Regions from separate parts of the Homo sapiens genome. Here region 2 is linked to region 1. A link is a contact called in ENCODE Hi-C data. All regions are on one chromosome and are shown on one strand. The core of a region is the stretch at or near the end of the contact, and the rest is flanking DNA. Distances in the headings are between cores, read along the strand shown.

Region 1 (5,888 bases), core at 3,052-5,551:
TTTTTAACAAAAATGGGAGGGAAATCAAGATATTAATCATATTATTCATCCAACCCAAGATTCCTTTGAATTATTCCCCATGTAATCTGTATTTATGGGTAGAAGCAGCCATGCCTTGGGAGCAGAGACCTCCAAATTCATAACTGTCAGAATCACAAACCATGGGCAAGGAATTAACAGCAGTAATTCTATTTTTTTTTTCCCCCAAGCAGAGACCTAGATGAAATCGAATTACCAAGCATTCTTTAGCTCTCTTGCTGCCTTGGCAATGTTCACTCACCAGGTTGGAGGCTGTTTCTGCAGGTTTTACGTACCCTGGGAAGCAAGTGTGGTGACTTTCTTCGCAGCCGGTTCTGCAAAGATGTCCTGCCAAAGCTGGCTGGCTCCCTAGTCACCCAGGCCCCCATCAGTGCCAGGGCTGGACCAGTTTACTCGCACACGCTGGCCTTCAAGTTGCAGCTGGCTGTCTTACAGGGCCTGGGCCCCCTCTGTGAGAGACTGGACCTAGGTGGGTACCAGGCAGTTCCACCTGAACACACACACTTAGCATCTGTCTCACCCCTGCCATCATGCCCTCTGCTCAGTCGTGCCCCCCTCCCCTCCCCTCTGTGTACCTCCTTCCGTCTTATTTTGGCCTCATTTGTCCATTTATCTTGATGTGTTCTTTGGCGGGATGGAGTAGAGAGCCCAGAGCATCTTGCCTAGCTGTTGCAGTTTCTCCAGACACAGTTGGTCACTGCTTGTCCCAAATGAAGTGTAAGGGCTGATGCTTGTTTTGTTTTTCTTTTCTGCAGGTGAGGGTGACCTGAATAAAGTGGCTGATGCCTGCTTGATTTACCTCAGTGTCAAACAGCCCGTGAAATTACAAGAGGCTGCCAGGAGGTACGTCTGCCTGATCACCCGCATCCCTTTACGTTTGTTCTAAATTACAGATGATTTGCTAATGGCAAGCAGAGTTGAGGCATCTCTGCTCTTTTCTCTGTCACCCTGCCAGGTTAAGATAATTCTTTAACTGTGCCAGCACTAGAGATGGTATTTTTACTAGATGTGTTTCTCTTTGCCAGTAACCTTTTCCTCTGCTGCAAAGTCAGCAACAATTCCAGAGGGTCAAGAAGCAGAAAGACGGTGTGCTAGAGAGGACTCAGCACCCTCCTGGTTGGAGGGGAATCTGCTTCTAGGCCTGGAGACCAGGTGCCTGGCACTTCTTCATGCCTTGGCTTCTTCAACAGCAAAGTGAAAGTGCTGGGTTCCTGATATGGCATATGTCGACTCCACGGCAGGTCTTAGATGGGCATCGGTGCCATGAACCCTCACAAGTGCAAAGCAAAATTGTTTGTGTGCAGGCAGGTGCACATGTGCCTTTTTCTAATAGGAACCATTCATAGGTTCTAATAGGAATCTGTGACCCGAAGAACCTTAAGAGTTGCCAGACTAATGGCTTAAAGGGCCTTTTCTGATTCTGAAACTAGATGATTCCAATTTCTAAGAGTTTGACCATGCTTATTTGAGAAAAGCTGTATCACCTCTAGGAGAAGAAGCTGTTGCTGGTTACTTTAGGACTAAGAGCTAAAACTCAGCACAACAGCATTCCCCAGACATGAGACCCCAAATCTACTCTGCCCCTCTTCTCCAAGCTTTCCTTCCAGGTGGGAGCAGCCTGCATCCTGGAACTGCCATCCCAGGGTAGGTCTGCTGCTGGGGCGAAAGCTGGGCCTGGCACTCTGTGCCGCTCTGAGCCCTGCAGCTCCTTCAGCCTCACCAGCTTCACGCCTGCAGCGGAATCCCTGCATCTTCCTAGCTTCTAGAGGCACATCTCTGATCCTCTTCAGTGGGGTGGGAGTTAGGAGTCAACTCATTCCCTGAGGAGTGGAAAGGCTGCTCTGACTGTGCAGTGAGGAGAGCCAGCTTGCTCCTTAGAAACCTTGCACTCCCTGGGAGTGATGGTAATATCTTCTTGAATTGATTTATTGTCCTTTGCTGTTTTTTGCTCTTGATTTCCCATTTCCTTTTTTCTTCCTGTCCCTTTCCCGTCACATCCCTTAGTCCCAGAATCAGTCATAGTTTCATGAGCACAGGGGCGCATCCTAAGCAGCTTCTGTCCCCAGGCATTTTTATTCCGTACAGAATCAATTTAGGGTGAAAATAGTCCTCCCTGGGCGGTGCCCCTGGAGCTGATTGTGCTGTGACTTAAAGTGCAACTCAAGAACATAATGAGTTTATCTTGAAGTAAATCCTTTTAGATGCCTATTACAACCAAGAGTTAAAGGTCTGATTTTCACATTCCCCATCCATTCTATTTTTCCTACACCCACTCCATCCCATCCTTCAAGTTTAGAACCATCAAATAAGCTAATATTCTCAATTCATTATCTTTTCATTTCTAGTTCTCTTTTTTGCTGCTGAAAGCAATTAAACCCGGAATTGGACCTTGCTGAATCTTGAGCTGGTGTTCAGGGAGCCTCAGGTGGAGGAACACGCAGCCCCACCACTTGACCGCAGCTCCCTTTGTTTGCTCCAGCACATTCCGTTCAAGTGTTGAGTCAGATGGCCTCCCTCCTGATGGGCAGGGAGGGGGAGGAAGAGCTAGGTGGATTGCTTCACACATGTCACTTGCAAACTTATCTTGAAGTTGGGAAAAAAAATCAGTCTTGATCCTTGATCAAGAGCTGATTTGGCATCTTGATGCTGAAATTAATAAGCTCTCTAAGTGGGAGAAGAAGCCTGAGACAATAGGAAACCTGGTCTCTCTGTGAGCCTCATTACCGCATGGAGAGAGGGGTGGGTGGGTGGGCCACTTAGTATGGAAAAGTCATACCTGGCAGCTGGGTGCGGTGGGTGGCTTACGCCTGTTATCCCAGCGCTTTGGGAGTCTGAGGCAGGCAGATCACGAGGTCAGGAGTTCAAGACCAGCCTGGCCAACATGATGAAACCCTGTCTCTACTAAAAATACAAAAAGTTAGCTGGGCATGGTGGCAGGAACCTGTAATTCCAGCTAATTGGGAAGCTGAGGCAGGAGCATCACTTGAACCTGGGAGGCGGATGTTGCAGTGAGCCAAGACCGCACCACTGTACTCCAGCCTAGGTGACAGAGTGCAGTCTGTCATACCTACTAGTACTGAGGAACCAAGTCCCCTGCATGAGATGGAGTCCCATCTCAGCACATGGCCCTGCCATCCATCCTGTTGTTTGTTCTTAATTCTTCTCTTTCCTTCACACCCTACATCCATGACCAAAAGTAAAGCCCGCCTACCTCACTTGGAAAATTGCTCTCAAAACGACACCTCCAAACCACTAGGCCAGGCCAGGCCACCATCATCTCCCACCAGAACAACAGACCTCACCACTGGTCCCACTTCCAGTCCTGCCCCTCTAGGTATTCTCCATACTGCAGTCAGAGTGACACACTTACACACACTTACCCTCATGGGAGAAGAGAAAGCTGTGTTCGTTGCAAGGGCCCAAGTGGGAACCTTGGCTTAGTATTCAGAAAAGCCAGAGGTAGTGAGTTTCCGACCCTAGGCAGATGACCAGCTTGCTTTGGAAGTGGCTCTCCTGTCTGCCAGAGGGCTGGTGAGGGAAGCTCTCAGGGCAGGAGGCTGCTCCCAGGCCTCCTGTCTTCTGGAAGGAGAGGGATGTGCACCAGCCCTGTAGAACAGCCATGTCTGTGGGCCCCTCTGGCAGGTGGGCTTAGGACCTCCAAGGGGCGCCTTCATCGAGTTGGGGTGGAGGCAGACTTAGCAGCCCCATGAGAGTTCATCTTTATGTGCATCATGCTTGGGTTTTTCCTTGCTCCCATTTGCTTTTCCTGGCTCCAAAGAATGACCAAACCAGTGTTTGCTTTTTTAATTTGCCATATTAAATATAGCCTTTGTGGCAGGCTTTTACATCCAGGCAGTAAACTCTAGAAATGGACATTGATCAGGGGGTGGTTGATGTAACCGAGGTTGTAAATGCTAAGAACGGAGATGCCATTCCAGTTTAATGCTTTTATCTAGCAAATGTGCCTTGTATGGAGGGGGCATAAATCTTCCAACTGGGGGAGGCATGGGGGAGGGGCAGGGGATGGTGGGGGCAGGATGTGACCTTGCTGTGTGTTACCACCAGGTGTCACTGTTAACTGGCAATGCAAAAAAAAAAAAAAAAAGCCAGCTCCCCCAAAGTCCCTCTAGTTAAGTAACTTCAATGGATAACAAATGTGCAAATCATATTTGTGGTGTGGGAGGAGGGCTTAGCATACCAGGAGCTAAAAATAAGACAGTGTCCCTGAGGGTAGGCGTTGGATTACAGACAACAGGTCAGATCAGCCACACCCCCATCTCAGCCAACTGCAGTGGCAAACTTTGCTGATTGAAATTCTCAGTCTCCAGGATGTCTCCCGGCATGCCCTGGGCCTTCACAGTTCTGTGCCTTTCTGTCCAGGTAGCTTTTGCCTCCTGTACGTGAAAGGAATTTGAAAAGAGAGCATACACCCCAAATTTCTGTTTGTCCTTCAAGTCCATACATGTACTTAGCCTAGTTGAACTCCATTAAAACCATACTCCTTGGGCCAATCTCTTAGCAGACTCTGAGACTCCCTGGCTTTTGCAGTGAGGTTTTATATCATCCAATGAGCCTTTTACCCTGGGCTAAAAGGAAACAAAACTAGACAATACTTTTCAAATTTTTGAAAAGATGAAGTCAGGCCGTGTGCTGTGGCTCACGCTTGTAATCCCAGCACTTTGGGAAGCTGAGGTGGGAGAATCACCTGGGCTCAGGAGCTCCAGGCCAGCCTGGGCAACATAGCGAAACCCTGTCTCTACTGAACATATAAAAATTAGCCAGGCGTGGTGGTGTGCACCTGTTGTCCCAGCTACTTGGGAAGCTGAGGCAGGAGGATCACCTGAGCCTTGGAAGGTTAAGGCCATAGTGAGCCGTGATCACACCACTGCACTCCAGCCTGGGCAACAGAGTGAGACCCTGTTTCAAAAAAAAAAGAAGAAGATGAAGTCAGTGCCCAACAAGTCTCATAATAGAAAAATAAAGCTTTTAGGATGCTTGGCCTCCACCCCCAGTCCTACTCCCACCTGCTAACCCCAGAGCCCAGATAGGGATGCAGGGTGCCAGCAGGTGGTGACCAGCTGGTGTACCTTCTGGCCACGCAAGTCCTGGATGCTGTTATTGCTGTAGCCCCTGATGGGGCGCTGGGGAGGTTGCCATTCCAGCTCCCTCTGCCTCGCCATTGTGTGTGAGAGAAAAAGTAGCAGTCTTGCTTTGGACAAACCGAGGTTCAGATCTTACTGGCCATGTGACCTTGAGCAAATGATTTAGCTTCATTTCATTTTCTTCCTCTGTAAACTGGGGGTGATGAAAACTCCATTCTCATAGGGTGCTTGTGGATGAATCACGTTAGTATGTCCAAGGAGTCTCCAGGTACTGTTCTAGGGACTGGAATTAGAGGGAACAAGATAGGGGCCTCTACCCTCTGCTTATGTTCTGAAGGTATATTTACATCTGTGTACACACCTATGTGGGGTACATGTATGTAAATTTCCCAAATATGTTATACATGATGTGTATGTTACTCATACACATAGACACTGGCCACAGAATTTCTAGTTGTAAGCCTGCTTCATCCTTACTAAAATCTGAACTGGGGATTTCACCTCAAAAGGATCTTTTTCATGTTAATTGTGCCACCACTGTTTGCAGAAGTCAGGACCGGGTTTGAAGGTTCATTTACAGACTGACTTCCCTGCTCTCTTTCTAGCAGTAGGATCCCATCCCATCAAAGAACCAGCTGGTGCCTTCAAACCCTGGACGAACACAGACCGGCACAGGCTCATTCATTTCATCCCTGTCAGAGCCCCAACTCCTCTCTTTACCCACACATGAGCCTATTATATTTGAAC
Region 2 (6,259 bases), core at 1-2,500, 230 kb before region 1:
CACCCTGGCCAGGCTGCAGCATGATGCCAGCAGGCTGGACTTCAGCCCTGATGTCAGGTACAGACGTCCAGGCCTTTCCTCTTCCACCCCATCCTGTTTCTGGCCCAGGAGCTTGGAGCTGGGACCACACCACCTAGGGCACACATAGCTGAGCCCCGAGGGCGCCCAGCTTTGCAGTAGTTGCAGGGCCTGTATCCCAGGCTGACGCCTGGTCACAGAAACCTGCCCTGAGCCCTGGCAATTTCCTCGCCCCTTCTCTGCTTTCCCTCCTTCAGCCCCAGCCATCTTGAGCCTGGGATGGGCATCAGAGGATGTCGCCTACCCATTTCTGGTCACCCTTTTGGAAAAGCACTTTCTCTGACCCACACACCACGCTGAACCCCTGCAAGAGCCTGCCTCATTTATTTCTGGCAAGAACCCTGTGAGGTCCACATTGTCCATTTGGCTGATGGGTAACTGAGGCTCAGCGAAGGGAAATAGCAGCTAGACAGCGGCTGGTAAGGGATTTGAAGCCAGGCCTTCTGGGCATTTAACCCCTACCCGGCCCTGCCTTTCCCGGTAGGCTGCTCAGACACACTTGTGAGAACCTCATGGTGTCTCAGGGGTCTCAGAGCCAGAATAAATTATAGACATTCCTGGAAAGTCCCAGCTTTCTTAAATTTAGGGGGTGGGGAAAAGTCAGTCATTAAATTGGTCAGTAATTGCAAGTATTTTCACCCTCTTAGAACACAGCTACTTATATTCAAAGTCAAGGGCTGGTATGCATGAGCTTTTAAGAACATTTTGTTTACAGAACCAAGACCTAAATAGCACTTTGTATGTGTCCAGCATTTTTCTCAGGGATTTACAAATACCAGCTCACTTAATTCACTCCGAGGTAGCTGCAGATATTATGCCTATTTTACAGTGGAGGAACCTGAGGCTCAGAGAAGGTAAGTGATTAGTCCAGGGTCACATAGCTGGGATGTGGTGGGGCCCGGACTTGAATCCAGGCAGTCTGGTCCCAGAATCTTGAACACACCACCCAGAGCTGCACTAGACTTGAGAGCAGGCTTACACAGATGGACGCACGGGCAGCACTGGTATGGGGTCATCTCCCTGCCCCTCAGTGCCTGGTGGGGGTTGGCACTGCCTTTCTCAGCCTCTTCCACCCTTACCTGCCCCACCAGCCCAGGCCCCTCCTGTCCATCCGAGGCCCCGCAGACCCGCAGCTACCAGCATCTCCAGCAGGGGTCACTGTGGTCCCACATGAGCTGCTGTGGGCGTTTGTTCTGCAGCGGGTCCCTGCAGCCCCTAGGCTGTCCCCGTCCCTCCGTCCCTCCCTCTCCAGGCAGGCAGAGATTTTCTATCCTATTCACGCACCCTGGGCCACACCTCTTCCCTGCAAGGGTGGCAACCCGTGGGGAGCTGCAGTCAGATGGGGAGGCTGAGGTAGAGCAAAGCACCCTCCAGGAAGTCAAAAGCTTTTCTTCCATCTTCTCTCTTCCATTTTCCCTCTGAAGGCAGAGGAGGGCAGAGCAGGGTTGGAGATTCCTCCCTTCACACAAATATCACCATGCCTGAAATCCCATCCACACTTCTTCCTTAGTGACTTGTGGCTTTGAGCATTTTTTAAAATTATGTGCAGAAACAGCCCTGGGTGGGGTTCCAACTCAGGTTGTCATCTGCAAGTCGATTCCCCTCCCTTGACCTCAGTTTTCCCATCTGTGAAATGGAGGCAGGGCCGGCAGGCATGTTGCAGCTACTTCCCACCATTGCAATAGAAATAGCACGGACCTGACAAACATCGTGCGCTGGGCACTGTGTTAAGTGTTTTGCACGCATGAGCGCTGGTTCTCTGCCCTGGCTGTCCCTGGAACCGCCTGAGGTGCTTTAGAAAGCATCAGTGTCTCAGCCGGGCGTGGTGGCTTATGCCTATAATGCCAGCACTTTTGGAGGCTGAGGCAGACAGATCACCTGAAGTCAGGAGTTCAAGACCAGCCTGGCCAATATGTGAAACCCTGTCTCTACTAAAAATACAAAAATTAGCCCGGCATGGTGGTGCGTGCCTGTAATCCCAGCTACCCAGGAGGCTGAGGCAGGAGAATCGTTGGAACCCAGGAGGCAGAGGTTGCAGTGAATGGAGATCGCGCCACTGCACTCTAGCCTGGGTGACCAGCCTGGGTGACAGAGTGAGACTCCGTCTCAAAAAAAAAAAAAAAAAAAAAAGGGAAACATCAGTGTGTTGGTTGCACTCAGAGTCTGACTTTGTTGGCCTGGGGCAGGGCACTAAGATTTGTTAAAGCTCCCAGGGCAGGTTATAATGTATAGCTAGAGTTGAGGGCCAGGGCGTTAGATCATTTAATCCTTACAACCATGCTATGAAGTGGGTTCTGTGATTATCTCCACCTCACAGAATAAAAAGCAGAGACATAGAAAGGTTGAGAAATTTGCACAGAGCCTCCTACTAGAAGGCAGCAGAGCTGGGCTTTGAACCCAGATCTGTCCGGCCAGCTTCATTCCCTTCTAGGGAAGGGGGAGGGTCAGTTCACTTCCTACTGTGTTCTCTTGTCCTCCCAGTCCCATGGAAGACCAAGGCTGAGGCCCTTGGTGAAGGGCCTGCCCACAGTCACACAGCAAGTTAGCTGGAAACCCAGGCTGGGGCCACAGAGATGGAGGGGCAGGCCTATGCGGGACAGAAGTACAGCAGGGTGAAGAGGGCAACAGAGGCCTTTTCTCACCTCCGCCCACCTCCCAGGAGCCATCTGGCTGCAGCCACTGCCTTGTACAGCCTTGTGGACGAGCAGCTTCATGTTCTGGTCACCGCTTCCAACAGCCTCCTGGGGAAGCTGGAGCTCCGTGTCCGCCTGGGCCGCCTGGAAGCTGCCATTCACCAGGTGAAAGGGGTGTCTGGCTTGGGGTGTGGGGGTTCTGCCTGGCCACATTCCACAGGAAAGCCCCGACTCTGGGCCCGTCCCTAGTCAGGTGCTTTGTTCTGGAGAAAGGACACCAAGCTGGCGATCCTTCAAAGGCCAGGCAGGCATCCTTGGGGCGTAGCACATGACCTGGTGCTCAATAAGTGCTCAGTGGGTGAAAACATAGCCCCAAGAGCTGCACTTATTGAGCGCCAACTCTGTGCCAAGCCCTGGGCCAGAGCCGTTGTGAACATCATTGCTTTCTGAACTCATGGGGAAGGTGCTAGGATTTCATCCACTGCACAGATGAGGAAACTGAGGCTGGGAGACATTATGTTACCTGCTTGTGGTTGCATATCTCGGGGTCTGATTCTGGAACCTGCACCTGGTGTGGCTTCATCTGACTGCCGGTGCCGAGAACCAACACATTCCTGTCAGCCTGGAGCTGTGGGGCACGGCACACTCCTGCATCAGACAGCCCTGGTTCATTCCTGGCTCCAGCACTTACTCGTGGTGTGGCCCTGGACAAGATGTTTAACTCTTCAGTGCTTCAGTATCTTCATTTGTTGAATGGGGGGTAATATCAGTACGTGCTACATTGGATCTGTGAAGATAAAGTGAGTGAATAGGCTCTTTAAGATGCCCCAGAATAAGAAAGGAACTTCCACTCGGGGTTGAGAGCCATTATATACCCTCTATCCCTCATTGAATCTTCATGTCTACCCCATTTTACCACTGAGTAAACTGAGGCCCAGAAAGGGGGAGTGGCTTACCATGTTCACATGGTGAGTTCCCAGCAGGCCCATGGACTTTCCTCTGCAGCCTGCAGCTTCTTCTCCAGCACTGTTTGCATGTGCACGCGCACACAAACACACACACACACCCGAACAGGGAGCTCATCACCCCTGAGGCCACCCCTTTTATGATCCGGCGTCTCTGAGTGGTTAGAGTAGCCTGAAGTTCACCACCCTGTGCCTTCATTCAGATAACTGTGCACTGAGGGCGTTGGCCAGGCCAGATGCCCTCCAGGGTCCCGCTTTGAAGAACATGACCACACACTCCCCCTCCCCAAGTCATTTCTTCCCACGCCCAGAATTGGGAGAATTTCAGTCCAAGCCAGTGGTCACAGGCCTAGCCACTGAATGAGTGAAGACAGAAGACCTCAGCCTGCAAGGAAGTGGGGGAGCTGGACAAGGGAGGTCTCCTAGCAGCCCCTCATGTCCAAATCTGCCTCTCCTGCCCCAGGTCAGCGACTGGATGGAGCAGGAAGGAAGGCGGTGCCTGCAATCACTGACCCCCAAGGATGGAAGTTTGGAGACAGTGGAGAAAGCCCACGCAGAATTTGAGAACTTCTTCCTCCAGGCTGCAGTGCGTTCCAGACAACAGAGGAGCAGGACTGGAGCAGATGGAGAGGGCGTTAGAGGGGGTGGCACTGCCAGGGCAAAGCTGTGGAGGTGGGAAAGAGCAAGAAAAGTTCCAGAGACAGTGAGGGAACCAGCTTGGATTGCAGAGTTCAGCTGAGATGTTATCTCCCCCAGAGATTCTTACCAGATGGCCAAGCCCAAAGAATATTCTGAATCCCCCAGAGGGTTTCTTAAAATGCAGTTTCCAGGGCCCCATCCTAGACCTAATAACTCAGCCTCACAGAGCCGGGGGTTGGAGGGCAGGGAAGCTGCATCAACGTGATGCGATGTGACAAGGCTCTGGACCACAGGGTGATTCAGCCCCGTATCAGCGCTCAGGAATTCTCAGGCCAGTGGGGAGCGGGGGCGGGGGCGGGGACAAACAGGGAAGCGCACAGTAAGGGAGAATGTGGGGACTCAGAGCAGGAGCCTTTGGAGTCAGAGAAGTTTTCCAGAAGGAACATCTAAGCAGAGCCCGGCTAGGCAAAGTGAACTGCCATGGCGAGGGCCTGGAGACTTCCAGAAGCGTGATAACTGCTCTTAATTGTTCAACCCTCACCAGGAGCTAAGCCCTGTGAGGTGGGTGCTATTAGGGTCCCCATTCTACAGATGAGGAAACTGAAGCTCAGGAAGTCTCCTGGCTCGCCAGCAAGGCAGCTGGAGGTTGCTGACCTCCGAGGGAGGCCCCAGCCAAGGTGGGTGCTGAGTGGGCGCCCCCTCCTCTCCCCTCTCAGGCCCAGTACCGCCGAGGCCTGGAGCTGTCCAAGCAGGCCGCTCAGCTGGGAGCTACAGCCAGAGGGGCTGGGGAGGCAGAACGTGCAGAGTTCCCAGAGCTGGCAGCCTTTGCCTCTACCCAGCGGGCCTTCCAGGCTGAGCTGACCCACTTTTACATGGCGGCCGAGCGGCAACGCACGGACCTCGAGACGCTGCTCCACCTGCACCGCTTCTGCAAGAGGGTGAGCCCCGCGGCCCACCTGCACAGATACCCCCCGATCCCCTGGCTGGGGCTATGGTGGGGACAGGGATACCTAGACACAGCCCCATGGCCTGACTGCATAGACACCGCCCCCATCCCTTGGATACCTAGACACAGCCCCCCCCCACCCACTTGCACAGACACCACCCCCATCCCCTGGCTGGGGGCACAGCAGGGACAGGGATACCCAGACACAGTCGGAGGCTCATCGTGATTCACTCCCCAAGTCTTGTAACAGGAAAAAAACAGAGGAAGGGGAAGAGCTGAGATTTGAACATAGATGTGTCTGTGGTACCCCGTGACATGCCTTATATGCTTCCCCAAAGAGAAGAGAAATGACGACAGATCCCTTCACCAAGCAGGCTTGACCATGGTGAGGATGAGGGGTTGTTGGGAGGGGAGTGCACATTTCTGAGTGTGTACACCATGCCAGACCTCCTGTGAGCACTTCACACACCTTACTTGACTTCATTCTTATCCATACCTCTTTGATGACAGGGAACCAATGTTGTTCCCATTTTACAGATGAGAAAACTGCCCAAAGAGGGCAGTGGTGAAGGATGATTTGATTTAGGAGCTGCCACCTGTCCTAAATTCATGTAGCCAAATCTCTCTTTAAAAAAAAATTATGGGAAAACTGAGGTCTGTGGGGACAAAGGAGCAGCCTGGGAGAGTGTGGTCCAGCTGGGACAGGGACCCCCATGGCTGGCCCAGACCCAGTGCCCTTGGCTGCCCCTTGCACTTGTCACCAAGGACAAAGCATGAGAAAGACCTGACCCCAGCCTCCCAGCTGTCAGGCCAGCCCCACGTGCAGGCCACAGCGATCACAGGCTGCTTCAGAGGGCAGCAGGAGGGACTCTGGTCAACTCACGCCTGGGGCCCTGGGAGGACAGGGCACTCTCTGTCTCCTTGGGACAGTGGGCAAGGGAGGCAGATGTTGGCAGTGGCAGCAAAGGGCTCCCCCAGTTCCAGCTGTGTACAGTTAA

What was found. Hi-C counts contacts between places; a loop is a spot of excess contacts on that map. Pooled maps may share reads with other maps.
Region 2: a loop to region 1 is called in a map of PC-9, with 7 times the contacts of the local background. The contact joins two enhancer-like sites. A Hi-C loop is called at or near these places in 4 of 168 maps with a recorded cell type or tissue (PC-9, endothelial cell of umbilical vein, mammary epithelial cell and 1 more), 15 of 37 single-sample maps with no recorded cell type and 17 of 50 pooled maps.

Annotation. Positions count from the first base shown.
Region 1 is chr20:37,991,369-37,997,256 of GRCh38, reverse strand. TTI1 (TELO2 interacting protein 1) reads left to right here. Exons shown (of 8, transcript NM_001303457.2): 6 at 304-508; 7 at 795-882. Among named protein-coding and RNA genes, the nearest start is that of TTI1, 39 kb to the left of the region's middle. Within about 2 kb of position 4,301, at least 11 of the 41 ENCODE cell types and tissues checked have a DNase peak (open chromatin) inside an H3K27ac peak, as active enhancers do.
Region 2 is chr20:38,216,247-38,222,505 of GRCh38, reverse strand. KIAA1755 reads left to right here. Exons shown (of 14, transcript NM_001029864.2): 10 at 1-57; 11 at 2,738-2,876; 12 at 4,140-4,262; 13 at 5,032-5,253. Among named protein-coding and RNA genes, the nearest start is that of KIAA1755, 41 kb to the left of the region's middle. RefSeq lists enhancers at 2,876-3,377, 3,792-4,991. Within about 2 kb of position 1,250, at least 2 of the 41 ENCODE cell types and tissues checked have a DNase peak (open chromatin) inside an H3K27ac peak, as active enhancers do.